Regions from separate parts of the Homo sapiens genome. Here region 2 is linked to region 1. A link is an interaction called in ENCODE POLR2A ChIA-PET data of the cell type or tissue named here. Cell type or tissue: OCI-LY7. All regions are shown on one strand. Each heading gives the region's core, and the rest is flanking DNA. Links, peaks and the distances in the headings are about the cores only. Region 1 overlaps LOC101928911 (a long non-coding RNA gene). Region 2 overlaps AKIRIN2 (akirin 2).

Region 1 (11,609 bases), core at 2,365-10,364:
GATTATAGCTTTTATTCAATGACAAACAGCATGGAAATTCATAAATAGTTTTTATGCAGTAGCACATTTATTCAGTCCTCATTTCATTTGATGCCTGTCTTCTGCCTAGTGCTTTCAACATAATAAATTGGGCGTTGAACCATGAAGCTGGCATTTAGCATTAACATGTCATATTGTACCGCTTACCATTTTGCTATTTCCTTGATTGATTTTTCTTTCTATTTATTTTTTATTTCAGAAGAGTGCAATGATTTCAGGATCAATGATTTCTGAAAATGAACATTTTTAATAAAGCAGCTCTGGACTGTGATTCCTAACTATTGGGGCATTGGCATTAAAGAAAAGAGATTGGACATTTTGAACCTTGTGTGGTAAGGCAAAAAATAACACTGAATCGAAGTGTCTTGGCTCTGAGCAGGGCTGACTCATAACCTTGGCTCTCCAATTCAGAAGGAAGCAGTGTTTTGGGGGGACTGAATCACCGGCCCAGGCGGCACGTGCGTGAGGTTGAGCAGTGAGACCAACTGCTCGACAAGCCATGTTGGTTGTTCTCTCAGTGAAGTGAAAAGCATGTGAAAATTGCTCATCCTCACACGTTAGGTCTTAAAATAGCCTGCGCTGTTGATCCATTTATGAGAAATATGCCACCAGTTTTCTTAGCTCACCTGGGTGAAAGTTCAAATGACCAAAAACCCTGTGTGGTAGAAACACATTTGAAATATAAAACTTTAGGGTCAACTTTGACTGCTCTTCCTTTCCTGCCAGGAAATAATTTCTTCAGTCACCCCCATTTTTGCCCTGAATGCCTCTTATGGAAGTGACACCATGACTCTTGTTACCTCTCACCTCATCAATGCCATGGCCATTAAAGGGCATGAAGGGGTTAGGATTCCTCAGTTGCAAGCAACAGAAACCAATTCTAGGTAATAAAATGGAATTACTGGGAGGACACAGAATCAGCAGGAGGATGGACAGTTGGGCTTGCAAATAGGTAGGAACAGGGCACCTCTGGAAGGCCAGGAAGCAGGAAGCATAGCATCTGCTTCACACAGGTTGAGTCTGGCTGGGGCCAGGACAACTGTGGCCATGGATGATGTCTAATCATTCCTTCTGACTTTGCATCATTGGTTTATAGTGTCAAAATGAAACTTTTTGTCCCTGGATATGTTGAGACGGGAAGAAGGAAAATCTGATTCTATGGTTTACTACACTCCAGGAATTATCATCCCTCTAACACCACACATGATGGAAAGAGGTAATTATCAAAAAGGAAACTGGAGGGGCATTGGGAAGTGAGAAAGGATGTTGGGTGACAATTGTCCATGAGAAGACATTTTTCCTCTTCCAACTTTTCATCTCTCCAACTCATTTCAGTTCAATTCAAAAAACATTAAGTTTCAACTTTGCACAAGGCATTGTTAGATATTGGGCATGTTGAAAAAGAGGTTGTCTACACTTTGCTGTCAGTCATGTTGCATTTAGTGGGGCCATGCACTCTTATGGCTTTTCATTGAGGAGTGGAGATGAAGGATTGCCACATCTGGCATGCATTCCATCATTGAAGCCTTCAGTAGAGCTGTGAGCCATGTGAAGCCTTTGATCTCTTCTACATTTCTCACCTGCACCTCTCTGGTATTCTTTTGCCTTCTAAGGCTCACTACTCCCTCTGCTTCCCTTTGTGTCTTAGCCTTACTCTTAGCTACCTGCCAAACAATATCATTAAGATGTTAGGTGAAAGCAGGCATAAGGGATCTTATTGGGGTGCTAGAAATGTTCTAAATATGGATTATGGTGATGGTTACACAACTCAGTAAATTTACTAAAAGGCAGTACATTTTACATTTAAAACAGGTGAATTTTATGGCATGCAAACTATACCTCAACAAAGTTGTTAAAAAGATGTCAGGTGATGATCAAGGCCAGAAAAGGCACTTGTTTGGTTGGAAAAGGCTTTTAGAAGGGAAAGAGTAAATGAGAGTGGTGGAATGATGGCAGGAGTGTTTGACAAGCCAGCCTAAGGCACCAATGGTACCAGAGTTGCAGAAAACCAAAGCTCAGGAGCAGCCCAACTAGTGACTGCTTGATTATCTGTCATCACTTTGCTTCAGAAAACTTGGGGCTCAATGGTTGCTCCCAAAGAGTACCCAAATGCTGGTCCATGAGCTGAGACTGGGCACCTCACACTACAGGTGCTTCCCCAGCAGAGAGCAATGTCCTGGAAGGGAAGATTGTTGTTCTGTGACCTCCCTTTTCCTCCCAATTTCTCCCCCTTCATCTTTGGAAGTTCACCTGATGGAAGTGGATAATATCATACAGTTTGAACTTTATTATTATTTTGTGTTTTTATTTTATTTTTTTCTTGTTGAATCTTATGCAAGTTTGGTGTCCTGATCTACAAAGGCAGGAACTCTTTCTATTTCTTTGGCATCTCGCACAGCATCTTCAGTTGCATTGGAACTTTTAAAGTATCCTTCTGTTCTCTGCTGGCCTCCCCAGATTTCACTGAGCTGTGATTTGTGGAAGGGGAATATCTTCCCAAATACAAGTGTATTGGAATCAACCTTCCTGACACTTTCTCTAATCTGCCCCCTGCTCCTCCCCTTTGGTGAATGAATGGCTAATGCAAATGGTCAAAGATTGATATTTCTTTTGGAAAATTATAAAAGGATGGGGGTATGTTCCTCAATAGAGAATGGACATATGTCTATCTCTCTAAAAACAAAATAAATAAATAAATAAATAAATAAATAAATAAATAAAGCGGGCTCTGTCTCATTTGTCAGTTAAAAGGGCCACCTCCTCCTTGCTTTGTACACCAAAGCAAGCTCTTCCTATACTGATGATACTGATGAGGGGAGACAGGGATTTTCACTTTCTGTTCTAGCTTTTCTAACTACAACTAGGGTGCTACTCAGGTGTCCCCTTTCCCATCAGTCTGTCTGTCCTCAATTTGAGGTAGGAGATATGTAGCCAAACCACATTCTCCAATTTAGCTGTTTCCAGGAAGCCTAAACCTTGGGCAGAGGTGTATTTAGATAGTTGCTTAGTCTGTTATAAGTCCAATATTTGGATTCTTGTTCAGATGTCTGTTTGGGCATGTCTGCTCTATTGGCCACAGCAATGGAGAGGAAGGAGAGTGAGTAGAAGTTTGGGAGCCCAAACACTACCTTAAACCCCTAGCATGAGATAAGTCCAACAGTTGGGTTAACCAGATGGTTGTGCAATTTTAGTTAAGATTGCCCTATATCTTAAGTAGTAATGGTTTAGGTGGGCAACAGTGCATTCTATATGTGTGTGTAATAGAGAGTTTTCATCCCCATGGCTATACAGAGCAGCAGTGGGGTGAGATTCTCAACTAGGTTACCAAAACTGTAGACCCTAAAGCCTACACTGATTTTAAGAGGACCCTGTTACTTTGTGCAAGACCTGCTAAGAAGCTTCTGAGTTTGGCCGGGCGTGGTGGCTCATGTCTGTAATCCTAGCACTTTGGGAGGGCGAGGTGGGCAGATGTCCTGAGATCAGGAGTTCGAGACCAGCATGGCGAACATAGTGAAACTCCATCTTTACTAAAAATACAAAAAATTAGCTAGGTGTGGTGGCACACACCTATAATCCCAGCTACTCAGGAGGGTGAGGCAGGAGAATCGCTTGAACCTGGGAGGCAGAGGTTGCAGTGAGCTGAGATTGTGCCACTGCATTGCAGCCTGGGTGACAAAGTGATACTCTGCCAAAAAAAAAAAAAAAAAAAGAAGAAGCTTCTGAGTTTGTATCCATCTATATTATTTAGCTCCCTCCAAATCCTCTTGGCCAATCTCAGGCATTGTTGTACTCCCACTTATCCTGTGGCAAAGCCTACATTTGCAACATGTTCCACATCCTGGTTTTCCTCCAAAACAGTTGTTAGTGACATGTTACCAGCATAGTGCTGGAAGAAAATAGACCCTAAGTTAGTTACTATCCTTTTCAGAGGTGAAGGATGCATTTCAGCATACACCCCCATGCACATAGCTATATCTCAAAACTGGCATTTTGTCCCAAAGGTCATCCCCGCAACACCTCCACACACCTAATTCTTCAAAATATGGCTGGCATCTCTCTAGCTTAGTGGTTTTGTGTCTCTCACTAATTATTTCCTCTATTGGAAACATTTCCACCTTTCTCCCTTTCTGATGGCAGGCACACTGAGAACTGGGATTGTTCAGAATCCCTGTGAGGGCCTCTTGAACTCTGTGCCTGCCCCCCAACCCAGATGGTTCCATGTGTAAAAGAGATAAAGAGTGGGGACAGAGAAGGGCCCCCACTGTGCCTTTACAGCAGGAAATACATTACTGGGTTTTCTTGGCCTCCTGGCTGAGTGACCTGTTTATTTTTATGAATAAAACTTCATATTCGTTGCAAAAGTATAACAACAACACTGAATAATAGTATACTATAAGACTGTGTTGTCTAAGGATACCAGTGCTCAGCTCAGGCTTCTGTTTTTCTGATATCGAGTAGCAAAATGCACCCTCTCCTTTTTGCCCCCTTCTCCCATGGTAGTGAATGAGCTTTGAAACCTTTTTGATTCTGAATGAGCAGCAGAATGAAAGGGCCTTCATTTAAAATGGGGAGGCTGAGCCAGCTTGCTTTCTCTCCAGCTTCCTCCCTGAGCTTAGCAGCCGACCTTTTGGCTCAGCGACGGGCCTGCTGGTTAAATGTAACCACTGAACAATCACTTTACAGGATTTCTACCTTATTAAAAATCGAGTATGGCCACCAGGGATTCCAGCGTAAAGGTAATAAAAGAGCACCTAATAAAAACTTTAAAATGTGTTAAAACACACATGTTCCGAGACTGGTAGGTAGAGCAATCTTTAACCTCCACTAACCCCTGAAGACTAGGATTCAAGAACCAGAGTTTAAAAAATGAAACTGGAGCTACAAAATTGGAATTAGAGGACATTTTCAAACTCTAAACATTATTTTTCCCCCCAAATTGTTTCCTAAATGGTGAACACTCATGCTGACTGTATTGTTTATACCTGATTTACACTTTCTCTATTTCAAAATGTGGGAACTAGTTGTATAAATCTGTACAAAAATGTAAACATTTGAACATTTGATGACCAAACCATGTTTTCTAATTTTAATTAATGAATTATGAGTTACATGGAGAAAAATGAGTGTCAACTTCTACAACCTTGGATGACATATATCTTACGGCAGGACAGAGGCACAGTTTATCTGTCACTATTCTCACCTGCTAATAAAGAAAAATATAGAAAATATATTTTCTGAGAACTTGCTGACATTGTCTTTTTGCTATTTTTCTTAGTTTTTTCTTAGGTAATTTCAGAAGGAATTTGGTTTTCAATGTAATGAAACATGTACATGTTCTCCAATGCTGACATGTAAGTGATTTTTCTTCCTGTCATTCGGCTTGTATACATGTTTGCATTTTCCTCTGGAAAAGGAATGCTGGTTTCCATCATAGGGAGAATTGTAAGACTGTGAGTACCATATTTATTAGATTCTGTTTCTGCATGTGAGTAGAATTAGAAAGAGGGCAATGCAGAGGATAACAAATTACCCTCTCATTGGCTGGTGGTGACTAGCAGCTGCAGCAGAACAGCTAGTAGTCAGATTCCAGAAGCCAAATGTTCCTTATAAGGCGGCAGGATGTGGTGGAGAGAGTCTAGAACTAGCAGGCAGCTGACCCAGCTTGTTCTGCTTCTTCTGCTAACAACTTGTTTAGCTTTAAACAAGACATGGCACACCTTTCTCCCTCAGCCTTGAGGGATATTTCATCTGCGAAATGGGTGCATATGTGTGTGTGGAGGGTGGGAGGTGGGTAGATAATCTCTAAGCTCTGAGCTTTCACACTCTGATTATTTCATTATAGAATCAGAACAATTTGAAAGGCCCTCTTAGGACTTGCTATTTCATTGCTTTGCGTTATAGCAATTCTGTACCAAAAGCACGCAGGATAAAGGCAACCTGGTCTAAATCAATGATAAAATGATAACTCATTTAGGAAGTGCTTTCTCTGTGGGCTTCTAACAAATGTAACTAGGAGAAAGATCTTCAATCTTTTCTGCCCAGAGGATGGGGAAGAGGATGCCCCTTGCTGAAAAAAATAGATTGTGCCCCTATAAATTATGCTCTAATAAAGGCAAGGGGCTATGTGGGGTTTTACTCACCATTGTACTCTGAATGCCTAGCAAGGTGCCTATAGGCAGTGAATGAATATCTGTTGAATGAATGAATAAAGGAAACATTCAGCAGGGTCTATGTGTGACTAAGGATTTTAAAGAGATATCTGATTTTTAATGGGGCAATTTCTCATGCCAGGAAAGCTCAACGGACACAATTTATAAGTGGGGGTAAGGCTTAGGGAAGGACAGATAAAGGAAAGAAATTAGACTGCTTTGAACAATAATATGGTTCTGCTTTTATTGTGAGTTAAGACTGAGTTAGGAAAATATTTCTCTTATTCACCATTGGTTTAGACCGTTACAACTTTCTGAGAATGCTGGACAACAGGGATAGGTGTGTCTTCAGCTTACCTCTTAAAGATGACTAAATCAAGAGCCTACATCCATCTAGTGTTCCACTGCAGGACTTAAGTGCCAAAACCAGAACACACCCCTTGGGACATGGCGTTGATAGGGACAAGAGGCAGAGAAATTCTGGGCAGGAAAGGGCGGGGTCCCTGGTGAGGGCCCCACCCTCAAGCCTGGAACCATGGCCCAAAGCGAGAATTTTACTCCCCATTTTCTCACTCAAATGTTGCCTTTTCCAAAACCACCCCTGGCCCTCCCTGCCCTGCTCCTGTACCCACAAAAACCCCAGGCTCCACTGGCAGAGAACAGAGAAGGGGAGAGAGTAGAAGCAGCTGAAAGTCAGAGAATGTGGTTTAATGTGGAGAAAAGCAGCTTGACTTCAGAGGAACGGCTTGACAGCATTGCTTCAGAAGATCACCTTCCTGCTCCATCCCCCTTTCAGCTCCCCTTCCTGCTGAGAGCCACTTTCACTGGCAACAAAATCCTCTGCATTTACCACCCTTCAGTTCATTTGTGCAACCTCATTTTTCCTGGATGCCAAACAAGAGCTTAAGTTCCATAGGTTCAGATGCTAAAGGCTGTCACACTGACCCTCTGCCCTCACTGGTGGAGAGCAACTGCCTTATGCAAAAAGGCAGAAGGCCCACTGAGCTGTTTAACACTTAAGCTGTCTGCAGATGGCAAAGCTAAAAGAGCACTGTAACACATGCCCTCTGGGGCTTTGGGGGTTGTAGATACTCCCCCCCAGATGCTGCTGTGGGCCCACACGGAGTTTTGCTCCTGCCAGCACCCAAAAGCACTTGCTCTGACTCCTGCACCCACTTACCTGCGTGCTCTCCCTCCTGCAAGGGATTGAGAGCTGCAGGCTAAGTAAGGCCCACGAAGGGGTCAGGGAAAATTTCCTGCCTCAGAGTGCCAGGCCATTGTGATCTATTATCCTCAAGGCCTCTGGTTCTTATTCCAGACTGAGCATCTCAGACCTAGGAATTGTGCTGCTGCAGAGGAGGTAGATACCATAAGTAGAGAGGGGTTTCTCAAAAGGTAGTCAGAGAGGAGTGCAGGTTAGAAGGAGGTTGCTCTTGAAGACATGAGGACATGGGACCAAAGTTAGGATCTGAGATTTTCTGAGATGACCTTTATGAAGGATTTAACTTCTGGGGTATTTTTCTTTTGGAATATAAAAAATTTATGTTTAGTGCAAGGCTTAAAAACCTTCTTTCCTTTCTGTTGAAACTTCCCTTAATTATTTTAACCTTTCAGGAGATTCGGATAGTCTCACTTCTCTTGCCTTTTTAGGCACCTAAAAGAACTAGAAAAGAATATAAAAGGGTGTTTTATTTTAGACAGACCTGCCATACTTACTTTTTTTTGTGTGTGTGTATCAAGGAAACAGAATCCTACAAACTAAACTTTGGTACCCAGGAAGGTCCTGGGGAAGCCAAATAAATGCAGCTGAGTCACTGTGCCCAAAGACCACCTAGGTCGGCTGTCATTACGATAATACTTTTTCAAAATGAATGCCTATAAATGGGGCTCACCAAATTTTTGAGCATTTAACATTTTCATCATGTAATCAATAGCAGAGATGTGGAAAAAGCAGCTTGGCTTTGTCAAGGACCATGTTAGCTCAAGTAGTTTGTATTACGGTAGGACCATTATTATTTGCCCAGACAACCTTGAATGCTTCTTTGCCATAATTGGTTAGTCAATTGGACAAGAATGATCAGCAACAAAGGCAGCACAGAAATATAAAGATCACACATTTGTTCTCATTTCCAGAGGAAATATTTTGGAAGACAGATTTTCTGGAGTGTCTTTTTTTTTCCTGGTCTCTAACTTCATTACCTAGTCCTGAATTCTATGATTGCTGTTGCTTACCCATAGATCATGATGATTTGGAAATGAGAAGCTGCCAGTCTAGAAAGCTCTGCTTTTGCCTGGTAAGCTAAAGACCACAGGATGCTGGACGCTTTAAAGTGCCATTCAGGCAGGAAAATAAAAGTTAAGTCAGGCCTGGACACTAACAGCTGCTTTTTCAATCTGCAAAGCTATTCTTCTATAATTACTGAAGCCAGAAGTTGCTTAAACTGGAAAAAAATGTAAACTGTTTCTTCATTTTTATTGTTGTTATTATTAAGATAGCTTTTTATTCTTTTAGAAGACAATACAGCCACATCTCAATAGCTTAATTTGAATAATTTTTTTAAAGAGATGAATTACCACATTTTGTTTATAATTATAAGGACCAATGGCTGCTTCAGGCCTCTGTAAAGCCAAGAGTCCATTTTCTGAGAAATAGAAAACAGAAAACTAAGCTGATTTGCCTGGAGAACTTCCATGGGCTAATGGTTTGAGAGAGGTTTTATCTCTCTAACGAGTGTAATATTAAAATTAGGTGGGTTCAAGAGGTTTTATTTTTGTAATATTTGAACTAAATATATGTAGACATCTGCAAATGCCAATCATATGACTTATGTGGGCACAATGAATTGTTTGTGCTCACACATATGCTGACAGCATTTGTTTTATGCACCTGCTTCTTCTCCAGTTCCAGTTTGGTTCGATCTTTTGATTATGTTTTAATGTGCAGGCGTTTGCTGAAGTGTAACCACTTACAGAGCATCTGGGCTCGTATGGGTTTTCAAACTGAATCCACATTTTAACAGTTTCTCACCTCTCTATCTGGATTAGAAAAAACCGACATCATCGTAACCAATGTTAATCATTCTTTCACATTCCAAAGTGCTGACATTTGCTTCTTGGTTATAATCCTCAATTTGGAGTTTGGCTCCTTGCTTTGTCTCAGGTTCCCATGGGCCTTACAATAATGCTTATCATTTGCATAGCACTTTTAAAGCCCCTTTCAATTGTTAATTAATTAATTCATAAGATGTCCTTTCACAATCTCCACTTAATGCATAAATAAGCAAACTGGGCCAAACAGAGGTTAAATGACTAGGGCAGAACCATATGTGGATATGGCTAGTCCTTTCATTTATTTTTTTTAAATTTCCAGAAAGGAAGACACATTTTAATTCCAGGGCTCACCAAAATTTGCAATTTCTACATCACACTACACGGTCAGTTCATGAACTGGGGCAATCTGGGGAAATACTTGCTTTGGTATAGTGTTAGGTGTTCAAGTGGAAATGAGAAGTCCTGGGTGACTTCCTAAGATCATGGAACCCTCTCTGATCTACAGGCTCAGGCCAAGCCTTAGAATAGGATGAGCTCTCCAACTTTGTTTTAAGGATAAGCTATTTTTTGATGTTTTCTGAAATGTAAGAATGATTGCCCTGGAATGTCATATTGCTCTGGGTAGTAGAAATAAAAAACATAAAATGGGAAAGGCTTTTCTTACTAAATGCCTGAGAAAAGTGTGCTTTTTCTGGTCCTTGTCACACTTGGGATCTACTGGGCACCTTTAGCATCTGGTGTACTGCAAGACTTCAGTAAAGACCTGCTTAATTGGCTGTTACCCTGAGTTCAGAACAGCATCTAAGCTGGGAAGAACAGCTTCTGCTCTAGAGAAAGAATGAAGAAAAGATGGGAAACAGCTGGTTGAGAAGGTGTCTATCTGAGGGGAATAGGCGGGGGAGAAGAGGCAAGCCACCAGAGAGTAGTGATTACTTCTGAGATGGTCACTAGGTTTCCTGTACCCAAGTGCCATAAAAGCAATTAAATGGGATATTATCTCAGTTTCCTAGGGCTACTATAACAAATTACCACAAACGGGGGTTTCAAACAGCAGAAACTTATTCTTTCACAGTTCTGGAGGCAAGAAGTCCAAATTCAGCAGGGTTGGTTCTCTTTGGAGGCTCAGAGGGAGAATTCATTCCATGCCATTCTCCAAGCATCTCATGGGTGCCGGCCACCACTGGTGTTCCTTGGCTTGCACCTGTGTAACTGTAGTCTCTGCCTCCATCTTCTCATGGCCACCTTCTCCCCGCGTCTCTGTGTCTCAAATGTCCCTCTGCTTTCTCTTTCAAAGACATCAATCATTGGGTTTAGAACTCCCACTAAATCTAGGATGATCTCATCTCTCTTAACCTTAATTATATTTGCAAAGACCTTATTTTCAAATAAAGTCTTACTCACAGGTACCAGAGATTAGGACTTGGATATATCCTTTTGGACACACAATTCAACCCACTACAGATATCATTCTTCCAACCTCAGGTCTGAGGAGAAGCTGAAATAGTGACTGGGCAGTGCAAACTTGGGTTTCCAGATGGAGATGGCCAGCAAGTGTTTCTGGAGCCAGAGCTGACAAATGCATCCTTCTACCTCTCTTCATCCAGCTCAATGCTCAACTAGAGGGAGGAGTTGCTCTGCAGCCCCAAGAGTCCCCACCGTATCTGGTGTCTGTGGGAGAAAGTCTGCTTTCTGGATGGCAGAGACGACCTTCACGCCATGCACACCAGCAGGCAGACACTTCCCCTTCCTCCTGGCCCTGATCCTAATGATGATTCCTTAGGCATCTGGAAGAGAAGGGTAGCTCTATAATTCCTGGGTTCATGAACATTGTAAATGGGAGATTTCTCTGCTCATGGTAATACATGGGAGACAAGTCTGGGTACTCTAGCACTGTTTTTGTGCTGACCTGATCCTCCCGTTCTCTCCCCAAACACCCCAAATTTTCTCTTCGGGGGTCTCCACAATCTTCTCATCACCCAAGTTAGTAACCTGATGCATCATTGTGGATTTTCCCTCTGTCTCACCTGTTACATTGAATCAGCCCCTAGATCATATTGATTCTCCAACTTTCCATTTCCTAATCCAGCCTTTCCTTTTCTTCCTGATCAGCTCTTTTCTCTTTCAGCCCACCATCACCATCTCCTGAACTACTAACCTTAGCTGCTTTTCTGGTTTGTGTTCCTCCAGTTAATTCTTCCTTCCAATCTTATCTGCTACTCTGCTGTGATATTGATGCTTCTACCAATTTTTAGGTACCCTCTTACTTTAAATCTTCCACTGGCCTCCATGGCCGATAACACCCAAACTCTCTAGCAGGCCACAAATTTCTTCATGATCTGATTCCTGACAGAGGCAACTGGGCTGCTGGAT
Region 2 (11,609 bases), core at 2,706-10,705, 240 kb before region 1:
ATTGCATTCCAGCCTAGGCGACAGAGCGAGACTCTGTATCAAAAAAATAAAATAAAAATACAAAATTAGCTGGGCGTGGTGGCACACGCCTGTAATCCCAGCTACATGGAAGGCTGAGGCAGGAGAATCGCTTAAACCCAGAAGGTGGAGGTTGTAGTGAGCTGAGATTACACCATTGCACTCCAGCCTGGGCAGAAAGAGTGAAACTCCGTCTCAAAAACAAAACAAAACAAAAGCTAGATGAAATATATCTCAAAAAATGTCAAAATGTTGCCAAGGCTAAAAGGAAGGGGAAACCCCAAGGTACCATAAATAATCAACTGCAAGTCAGAGCAGAAAGCACCTAGCCCTGCAGAGCTTTGGGAAAGACAATGACCAGCGTAGGTAGTTAAGTTAGATTAGGTATCTTTTCATCTTCATTTAAAAGGTGCCAGGATTTCTTATTCAACAGAATGTAAACACCTGTACATATGTACACAGGACTGTCAGCTTGAATGTTTGTTAAGGAATTTATTATATGCAAACACAAGTACCACTACTACCATAGAAAGCAACTGGACAAATAGAAGCCTTGACACCTTGGAATCCATGTATTAAAGACAGAGCCTCTGTCATTCTAAGGGTCTTTGAGTGAGGGTGTGGAACACAGCCCACCAAATGAATATGATCAAAGAATAAATTTCTCATGTTAAGTCACTGAGATTCCATGATTTACCTTCATAGCAATTAGCTCAATATTTTTTCGCAATATTCTAGTCATTCTTCTTCTAGTCTTGCCTCCAACCATGTGTTTCATTTTTTAAACAATGGTTGGTACAAATCTAGGGAAAGAATAGGTGATTTTAATGATTTTTCCATCTATTTAAGGTAAGGAAGTTGGCAACAGGGAAGGTCTTCCAATACAAGGACACCATCACTACGTACAATGTAGTTTCAAATGATGCATATGAGCACCAGATAAAATTGTCAGTGTTTAGAAACTATTACTTTGAACAACACTCATACAGCAAGATGCTTTTTACACTGTAAGGTACAGAGGAACTGGCCTCACACAGACCAGCAGATTCATATATAAGGCACAGATTCACTGAGTAGAGTAAGTAGCCATGCCTTACTTTTCCTCTGCTGGGCACTAAGTTGAATTTATCCAACATAAACGCATGTCATGCCCTGAACCACTTTGACTTTCCTCACTAAAGATTATGTAAGAAAGTAGCAGGATGGCAACTGCCCTATTTTCTTTTTCGAGACAGAATTTCACTCTGTCACCCAGAGTGCAGTGACACGATTTGGGCTCACTGCAACCTCTGCCTCCTGGGTTCAAGCCATTCTCCTGCCTCGGCCTCCCAAGTAGCTGGGACCACAGGTGTGTGCCACCACGCCCAGCTAATTTTTGTATTTTTAGTAGAGATGGGGTTTTGCCATGTTGGCCAGGCTGGTCTTGAACTCCTGGGCTCAAGCGATCCACCCACCTAGGCTTCCCAAAGTGCTGGGATTACAGGCATGAACCACCGTGCCCAGTCGAAAACTGCCCTATTTTCACAATGAATACACAAAAGAGCTATAAAATTAAAACATGAAGCTCCTTTGTGGTAATCATTAATGGAGCACAAAACCCTCAAGACAGCCTATGAAATGCCAGTTCAATTCTGTGTCCATTCTGTAATTCAGGAAACCTCTACCAAAATATCTTACAAAGGAAGTATTCTGCCTTACTAAATCTTTCATTTAATGAAATACTGATCTGAAAACCCTGAATCGAAGTAGGGTGAAATACATTCAAAAAGTACCAAGCATGTGCCATGTGCCAGGCACTGTATGCCAGTGAGCAAAGAACCCTGCCTTCACTGCGTTTAGCACAGGAAGTAAAACAAAGAAAGCAGCAGGGCAGAGCACCAGGATGTCAGGCTGCAATTTTAAAGAGTGGTCAGAGCAGGCTTCATTGAGATGACGTTTGTGCAAAAAGTCAAAAGTGGTGAAAAAATTTTCCATGAAGTTTTGTGGGAGAAGAGCATGCTAGGCAGACACTAGCAGTAACAAAAATCCTATGCTGGAAAAACAGCAAAAGTGGCCAATGTGGACAAGGTAGAGTGAGCAGGAGGAATTCAATAGGAATTGAATGAGGTGGGGTAGAGTGCAGGTAATTTAGGGCTCCACAGACCTTTGTGAAGTTTTACTTTTACTTAGGAAGCCATCTAAACAAGACTTAGACTTTTAAAGGATCAGTCTGGTTGCTATGAGAGTAGAATAGGATGGGTGAGAGGAGACAAAATGAGGCAAAACAAAGACCGGTTAGGAAACCACAGAAATAATCCAAGCAAGCTATGATAGTGTCTTGGATTAGGGTAATAGCAGTAGAGATGTTAATATTTTAAGGTGGAACTAAGATCAGATGAAGGATGTGAGGAGTGCAAGACCATTTCTGCCTAGAAACAAAGAATGGAGTGGCCATTAAGTGATTGAGGATGACTGAGAGGAAAAATTTCAGAGGCAAAAGTAAGTTTTAGACGTAAATTTCGAGGTGTCTACTAGATACCTAACTGAAGATGTCACATGAAGACGTTAATATAATCTGATGTCCTTATGATGAGATCACCAAGATGAGTACTAAGAGAGGAGGCAAGCAGCCCAAGGTCAAGCTCGGGGGCACACCTATGTTTTAGCAAAATGCAGGGAAATGAAGATTGGGCCAACAGCAAGACAGAGAAGGAGCAGCCAGTAAAGGAGAAACGTCAAAGCAAGTGTAGTATTTTGCAAGCCAACTGAAGAGTGCTTCAAGGTCAAATGCTGGCTGCTGATTAGATTTAACAATGTGGAAATCTTTGCTGCCTTTTACTAAGAGTAACAGAGAGGAGACGAACTCTAATCACCTATCAGATGACCTAACCAAGTGTCCAAACTTAACAGCCTGGAAAAGCCGTAACTGTTGTGATGCAATATGGAGACCATAGCATCACCTTGCACTCTTGCACAACAAGTTTAACCCGAAACTTGCGAAAACTTTAGACCTTTCAGTTTACAGAAAGTTCAAAGGGATATCAGAAGTTAAAATTAATGACAGTACAAAGAAAAACTCAACAAGACAACAGGCCTAGTATTTCCAGAAAGTAGGAATCTTAATTGAATCGTGTTTGGGGGATGAGGGTAGCTATTTAAAAAAGAGACACATGGAAAAATCTGAAATAAGGACTCGATGTTAAATTAGGGAAGTATTTTAAGTGGGAAAGTCAACTTTTCTGTTTGAATTTCTTTTCCTAATAAAACAAGTTGGTGAAAAAAAAGGAAGGGGTAATAAACTGGAGGAAGTTTAGAAAACTGAGTTTTGCTTTTATAAAGGGGAGCACTAAAATAATCACTAGCAAGGGATATAGGATCAAAAGATTTTTTAATAACATGCTTATTATGCTTTTGGAAATGATTTAGTAGAGAAAGAAAATAGATGCAGTAGAGAGAGGAGAGGACTGCTGGAGCTGTATCTTTGCCTGAGACATAGGTTTGCATCTCGTGCTCCTTACCTGGGGCAAATGCAGGAGCAAGAGAATTGTGGGAGCCATGTATCCATGAGTAGACATAGACTATTCGGGTGCTTTTGTAGAATATTCATTTAATACCAATTACTGTAAGAGTTTGAAAGGAGTAAAGAGAACCCAAACAGGGCAAAAACAAGTCATTTCCAACCCTAGCTGCTTAAATCACCTAGGCAGCATATTAAACAGATTCCAAAAGTTCTCCCCTCCCACCAATTGTCTAAAGCAGTCTCTGGGGATAGGTAGAGCCTGAGAACCTTCTACCATTTTCTTTAGGGTCGTGTCAAGTGCTTGCCATAGGCCAAAGACAGCTTTAGTAGTTTAAACCTCCAATATTTATTTTTCTCAGATTGCCTATTTTTCCAAAAGTACAAACGCTTATACCTATGTGCACTTGTTAAAGATTTACTAAACACATCATAGTACAGTACTGTATCAGTACTGCCTTTTACTGGAAGAATAAGATGACTATTAACACAATTCTGTAGATACTTATTACAAGCAATTTCAGGGATTTGGGGAATTCAGAATCCCTAGGTAGCTAAAATAATCTATTGAAATCATGTGTGGTTGGTTATTTGGACTAATCAACTACCGGACCCATCTAAAGTCAGAGTAGCCCATAAGCTAGGACTTTTGCATAAGTGATAATGCAGAAATTTGGCTGTGGAGCAAAAAAAAAAAATTTTTTTTTTTTTTTTTTTTTTTTGAGACAGAGTCTCACTCTGTCACCCAGACTGGAGTGCAGTGGCATGATCTCAGCTCACTGCAACCTCTGCCTCCTGAGTTCAAGCGATTCTCGTGCTTCAGCCTCCCAAGTAGCTGGGACTACAGGCTATCCTGCTAACCAGTGGTTCTTAGCTGGGAACTGTTTTGTCCCTCAGGGACATTTGGCAATGTCTGCAAACACTTTGGTTATCACAATTGTGGGAGGGGGTTTAACTGGCCTCTAGTGGTAGAGGCCAGAGATGTGGCTAAATATCCTATAATGCACAGCAATAGCCACCACGACAAAGAATGATCTGGCCCAAACTGCCAGTAGTGCTGAAGTTGAGAATCTCTGTTCTAGACCATTAAAAGGGGGTAGAATTGGCCAGGCGCAGTGGCTCACGCCTGTAATCACAGCACTTTGGGAGGCTGAGGCAGGCAGATCATGAGGTCAAGAGATCGAGACCATCCTGGCCAACATGGTGAAACCCCGTCTCTACTAAAAATACAAAAATTAGCTGGGCGTGGTGGTGCATGCCGGTAGTCCCAGCTACTCGGGAGGCTGAGGCAGGAGAATCACTTGAACCCGGGAGGCGGAGGTTACAGTGAGCCGAGATGGCAGCACTGCACTCCAGCCTGGTGACAGAGCAAGACTCCATCTCAAAAAAAAAAAGTAGGGGGGAAGGGCATAGAATCATGCACCTTATTGCTACCCTGTGCTATACCAATGTTTCTCAACCACTAATTGGCATATAAATTGCCTGGGCACCTTGTGAAACCACTTTCTAGGCTTGTTTTAAACAGAGAATTGGTGAAATGTAATTACCAAAGCTAAAAATAAAAGAGGTCTGGCTGGGCGCAGTGGCTCACGCCAGCATTTTGGAAGGCCGAGGTGGGCAGATCACCTGAGGTCAGGAGTTCGAGACCAGCCTGGCCAAAATGGTGAAACCCTGTCTCTACTAAAAATACAAAAAATTAGCCGGGTGTGGTGGCACATTCCTGTAATGCCAGCAACTCAGGAGGCTGAGGCAGGAGAATCGCTTGAACCTGGGAGGCAGAGATTGCAGTGAGCCGAGATCGTGCCACTGCACTCCAGCTTGGGCAACAAGAGCAAAACTCTATCTCAAAAAAAAAAAAAAAAAAAAAAATTCCTTTTTCTTCTAACTTGGTCAGTTATAAATGTGTATTTAAGATTGTCTTAAATTTTGGAAATATGCTACTAGAATTCAACAAATGAATTCACTGAAGCATGTTTTTGCTTACTTCATTATAAGAAAGCTATGTCTAGAAACCATGTATGGAAAGGGAGTCAAATTTGCTGAATCATGCTTTTGCATATCAAGTTCTTAAAAGAAAAAACTGGATCCTACTGATATCTGAGGTAATTCTATAGCAATTAAAATACCTGTAACATTCTATCAGGCAGTAAGTTACAGAAGAAGGAATTTATATATATATATATATATTTTTTTTTTTTTAGTAGAGATGGGGTTTCACTGTGTTAGCCAGGATAGTCTCGATCTCCTGACCTCGTGATCCTCCCGCCTCGGCCTCCCAAAGTGCTGGGATTACAGGCATGAGCCACCGCGCCCAGCAGAAGAAGGCATTTAGAATCAGAACTCAGTGTTTTGAAACAGCACTCAAATCTTAGAAAATTAACTTCACTGATTCCTGGAAAATGCTTACGTTTTAAAACACCAACTTTATTCAAATACTAACCCCATCTGTACATTAAGAAACAAGCAAAATAGAAGTAAATGTTTTATTCTTCCAACTAAATTCCAGTACTACAAGGGCAGTAAAACAATGATACACTGGAAAAAAAAAAATGCAGCAATAAACATTTGTTAAAAAGACTGATAGAATAAATAAAACTACAAAAAAAAAAAAAATCATACAAACCCATTCTGAAACCCCAAGAAGTCCTGGAATACAGAAATGCCCTCCTCCTTCACTATTTCACAGGAAGCACTGCAGGCTATTTGCTTAATATTGTCCTGGGATTACATTCTAAAATTAGTAACTGGTTACAGCTCGGTTGTAGTGCACAATTAAAATCACACTAACTTCATCTGAAGTGTCATTCTACAGTTTTATTTACACAACCAGTGAAGGGCATGTTCTAGAATACCAGCTTTAATCCTTTTCAAACATTAATATAAGAAGCCAAATTGTAATGATACAGCAAAATGAGGCCACTGGTATTAATACAGGTAGCAAAGGTCCACATCCAGGTGGTACTGACATCAGGGAAATTTCCAAAACCAGTTGCTGCTGCCTAAGAGTGGTTGCCACTGACGAAAGCTTGAAATAACCTGTATTCACAGAAGGGGTATTGGCATTGCTGCATGTCATAATTGGGACCTCTTGCAACAACTCAACAAGGAACAAGGCAGCCCACAAATGCAGGATACGTGATTCATGAAACATCTAAAGGGTGAGAAAAAGAAAATTAGTGCAAAATACAGGTCAAAATCCAAACGAATACTAGATCTTGATTCCCAATTTTGCCCCTAGGTATTTAAGTAACCAAAAGACTTGCAAAGTTATGCTGCCTATTTCCTCCATACATTCTCAGTAATTTTGTTGAATTCTCTTTTTGAGTATGAAAATAATTATAATGTCTTCTCCTTAAAAGACAGTCTTATTTTCAGTTTATAACTTCAAAGGTGAAATACTTACAGCTAGCAGGCTGTTCTCCATATCGTCGCATTATTTGATCATGCGTAAACTTCACAAACGCATCATATTGTTCTATAAATAAAGGTACTTGTCAATTACATTTGTAAAATGCCTTATTAGAGCCAGATAAACTGAAAACACAAAATATACAGTAAAACAATTCTAAGTTGACAAAATCACTTACATAACCTCAGTAGTACTAATAGTGTATCAAATAAAAACAGCATGCAACTTATTAGTCAGGAAACCTAGGTTTTAGTCCAATCACATGACCTGACATAAAGGCTAGGTGAGATTTATTTATTTCCTAACAAAAAGGCTGGGACCGGGTGCGGTGGCTCACGCCTGTAATCCAAGCACTCTGGGAGGCCGAGGCGGGCGGATCACAAGGTCAGAAGATCGAGACCATCCTGGCTAACACGGTGAAACCCCATCTCTACTAAAAATACAAAAAAATTAGCTGGGCATGGTGGCAGGCCGCCTGTAGTCCCAACTACTCGGGAGGCTGAGGCAGGAGAATGGCGTGAACCCAGGAGGTGGAGCTTGCAGTGAGCCAAGAACGCGCCACTGCACTCCAGCCTGGGCAACAAAAAAAAAAAAAAAAAAAAAAAACGAGGCCGGGCGCGGTGGCTCACAGCTGTAATCCCAGCACTTTGGGACGCCGAGGCGGGCACATCATGAGGTCAGAAGATCAAAGCCATCCTGGCTAACATGGTGAAACCCCGTCTCTACTAAAAACACACACACACACACACACACACACACACAAACATAGCTGGGCATGGTGGCACACACCTGTAGTCCCAGCTACTCAGGAGGTTAAGGCAGGAGAATCGCTTGAGCCCGGGAGGCAGAGGTTGCAGTGAGCCAAGATCGTGCCACTGCACTCCGGCCTGGGCGACAGAGTGAGACTCCATCTTAAAAAAAAAACAATTGGCCGGGCATGGTGGCTTACGCCTGTAATCCCAGCACTTTGAGAGGCCAAGGCGGGCAGATCACGAGGTCAGGAGATCGAGACCATCCTGGCTAACACGGTGAAACCCTGTCTCTACTAAAAATACAAGAAAATTAGCCGGGCATGGTGGTAGGTGCCTGTAGTCCCAGCTACACAGGAGGCTGAGGCAGGAGAATGGCGTGAACCCGGAAAGTAGAGCTTGCAGTGAGCCAAGACTGCGCCACTGCACTCCAGCCTTGGGTGACAGAGTGAGACTCCGTCTCAGGAAAAAAAAAAAAAAAAATTAAAAACAAAGGACTTTCAATAAAAAGACCTTTCTACTCTGAAAGTTATTGTATGTGGTCTATGAATGGCAACTGACTGCAATGAGAATAGGATAACAAAAGCTAACAACAAAACACTACCTAAAACCTGATCAAGTATCACAGAAAAAGTTGTTATATATCTAAGCAAATTATCTTCTCTACATTAACACCTCTATATTAATTCCTTAAAATAAAAAAGCTTACATATCTATATAAACAGTAAATCTGTGGCTAAACATTCTATTTATGTTACCATACATAATAAATTTTATTTACTTAAATTATCAAATTTTACTGAATTTTTTGATAACTAAAACAGGACTCCAGTTTGATACTCCAATGACTTACACAGTGACAGCCAATTAGATATTTTAAATGTCTACATTGATGGTAACGTTATGAAAAATATAAAGTCAAAAAATCCACAACCAAATTGAGGTAAACTACTAACATCAGTTTTTAGTACAGGGTACCTACTAATATTACTGCTGATCTACACGGCTAGCCAATACTCTTTTCCTCAGGTTACCAAGGCGGGCATGAGCTATAAGAAGGTTAATTTTCTTTCCTGAACTGAAATTTTCTCATTCTCAGAGAATATACCGCACCAGTGTATAGAAAGTGAAATTAAAGTACACGTGGAAAATGCATTTCACACAACTGAGTTCCTCAGAAACTCTAATAAACACACCTCATACCTGCAAGTTTTGTGTTCAATATTTCTTCATATTCTTCTCGAACTTTCTCTTCACGTTCTTTCAACAAACGTTCACAGATCATCCCAACCTGCCGTAGAGTAAATAAGGGCTGTTCTTTTTTTAATGGTGAGGATGCTGCAGATGAAGTCCCTATGTACAATGAGGACAAAAAATAGCACCTGGTTTAGAGCCATGATATAAAGCAGTTTCTAAATGAAGAGGTTTTATTTGGATCTCTTCAATCTTGATATAAAAGCATTTTAAAATCAGATTTTAAGCACAGCATTTCACAAGTCTTAAAACAACCAAAATAATAATTCCATCAGCTGGTGACGCTGGAAAAACACGGCAAGATGTAATTAAGATAAAAAAGACTAAAGGTGAGTAGAAAAAACTTTAAGACATAAGAAAGGTTGGGCGTGGTGCTCACCGCCTGTAATCAGGCCGAGGTGGGCGGATCACCTGAGGTCAGGAGTTTGAAACCAGCCTGGCCAACATGGTGAAACCCTGCCTCTACTAAAAATACATAAAAAAATTAGCCAGGCATGGTGGCGGGCACCTGTAATCCCAGCTACTCGGGAGGCTGAGGCAGGAGAATCACTTGAACCCGGGAGGCGGAGGTTTCAGTGAGCCGAGATCACGCCATTGCACTCCAGCCTGGGCAAAGAGAGTGAAACTCCATCTCAAAAAAATAAAAACAAAAAATTAAAAATTAAATTTAAAAAAGACATAAAACTTAAACATTACAATGATGGGTCCCATTACAAAACATCTTATCTCCTTTCTGGAAAATACCATACCATGAAGTATTTTAGTGACTAAATTACTTTCCTACACTAGGAATGAAGAACACCTCAGGTCTAAATTTAATTTTATTTAGTCCCAGAATAACAAATCATTATGCCTGTAAAAAGACACTTAGTCTTCAAAGCCATACCATTAATATCTTAAGAGCCTACACACAATGAACTGGTAATTATTCTACCATCATTTCACACCTTTAGAAAGGGGTTTTCCTTTATTGAAAAAGAAAATACGCCGGGCATGGTGGCTCACGCCTGTATTACCAGCACTTTGGGAGGCCGAGGCAGGCGGATCACCTGAGGTCAGAAGTTCAAGACCAGCCTGACCAACATGGAGAAACTTAGTCTCTACTAAAAATACAAAATTAGCCAGGCGTGGTGGCACATGCCTGTAATCCCAGCTACTTAGGAGGCTGAGGCAGGAGAATCGCTTGAACACAGGAGGCGGAGGTTGCAGTGAGCCGAGATCATGCCGTTGCACTCCAGCCTAGGCAACAAGAGTGAAACTTCATCTCAGAAAAAAAAAAAAAAAAAGAAATTTCATGTTGGCACAATAAATTTTTATGTTTAAAAAAAGAAGGTACAGCATGAATCCTTTTTAGAAAAGATTAAAAAACATTCTGGAACCTAGCTTGTGTGGTGGCTCATACCTGTAATCCCAGTACTTTCTGGGAGGCCGAAGCAGGTGGAACCCTTGAGCTAAAGGCCAGCCTGCGCAACATGGCAAACCATGTCTCTAATAAAAATACAAAGATTGGCTGGGAGTGGTGGCACGTGCCTGTAGTTCTAGCTACAGGCTAGGCTGAGGTGGAGGTTGCAGTGAGCCAAGATCTCACCACTGTACTCCAGCCTGGGCAACGGAGTGAGACCCTGTCTCAAAAACAAAACAAAACAAAACAAGACATTCTGAAATCTACTTTGCTGGAGAAGCATAAATGATTCTAAAGGTTTTTGAACTCATTGACCACTAATTCCCATTAAGTTAACAACAATTCGCATGGAAAAATAAGCTCAAGCATTGAGCTGATAATGCTATGCTCAAAACTCTATACCATAGAACTACACTGTCATCACACTAAGAATCCCAAAGCAGCTGCAACATCAGCATCTGTCAATTTCAAATATTCCTTCAGCATTTTTATACCTATTAGGATATTTTTAATAAAAGAGAAAATATTTTGTAGTAATAACATCTACTGTAATACTGCTAAAAGTATTTTATACATATTCAAGTGCACCATTCGTTACCAATTGTTTCTTCATCTCGCTCTGTGAATTTGCCCTGGTACCACCAATATTACTTACTCTCTTAACTTGCTCCTTATAACCTGCATGGCAGGAGCTAGTTAACTATGCTTATTAGAACTGTGCATACCACAATAACAAAGCCCACCAGCTTTATTCCATAATTATCCAAAGCCATCTTAATTTACTTTCACATTCCCAGCTTTGTTACTTAAGACTGCCAGTTAACTGATCTTCTAAGTAAAGTGAGTAAGGAAATAATGATCTTGGTTTCCTGCTAATACAGTCTAGTGCCCAACCCTCACCTCTATGTTTCAACCACTAATACCTGGCCCCCACAATGGGCATGGCAGTATTTAGTTTTGAACAAGTTCATGTTTCCTAATCTAATTTTATTTGACTATGTTATGGTCTTTGATTTTTTTTTTTTTTTTTTTTTTGAGTCTCATTCTGTCACCCAGGTTGGAGTGCAATGGCGCGATCTCTGCTCACTGCAAGCTCTGCCTCCCGGGTTCATGCCATTCTCCTACCTCAGTAGCTGAGACTACAGGCGCCTGCCACCATGCCTAGCTAATTTTTTGGATTTTAGTAGAGACGGGGTTTCACTGTGTTAGCCAGGATGTTCTCGATATCCTGACCTCGTGATAAACCTGCCTTGGCCTCCCAAAGTGCTGGGATTACAGGCA

What was found. ChIA-PET counts read pairs that join two places held together with the same protein. Peaks named below come from ENCODE experiments on the same cell type or tissue, not always from the same donor. Only the 100,000 strongest peaks of a DNase experiment are listed, where the experiment ranks them.
Region 2: POLR2A ChIA-PET joins it to region 1 with 16 read pairs; 4 of 35 experiments call an interaction of 5 or more read pairs at or near these places.

What each region holds. Positions count from the first base shown.
Region 1 is chr6:87,909,544-87,921,152 of GRCh38, forward strand. LOC101928911 (a long non-coding RNA gene) reads left to right here. Exons shown (of 5, transcript NR_110869.1): 3 at 239-371; 4 at 1,136-1,255; 5 at 2,109-2,188. Among named protein-coding and RNA genes, the nearest start is that of SPACA1, 130 kb to the right of the region's middle. In OCI-LY7, for the core only: no CTCF peak of the experiment used is centred there; DNase peaks (open chromatin) are centred at 7,078, 8,528, 9,048, 9,668 and 4 weaker places; H3K4me3 peaks cover 3,373 bases; H3K27ac peaks cover 6,551 bases.
Region 2 is chr6:87,668,943-87,680,551 of GRCh38, forward strand. It overlaps AKIRIN2 (akirin 2), which reads right to left. Exons shown (of 5, transcript NM_018064.4): 3 at 8,876-9,025; 4 at 6,918-6,989; 5 at 5,918-6,665. The coding sequence ends at 6,655. It also overlaps a transcript of ORC3 not described here. Among named protein-coding and RNA genes, the nearest start is that of AKIRIN2, 27 kb to the right of the region's middle. RefSeq lists a silencer at 3,616-3,816. In OCI-LY7, for the core only: no CTCF peak of the experiment used is centred there; no DNase peak of the experiment used is centred there.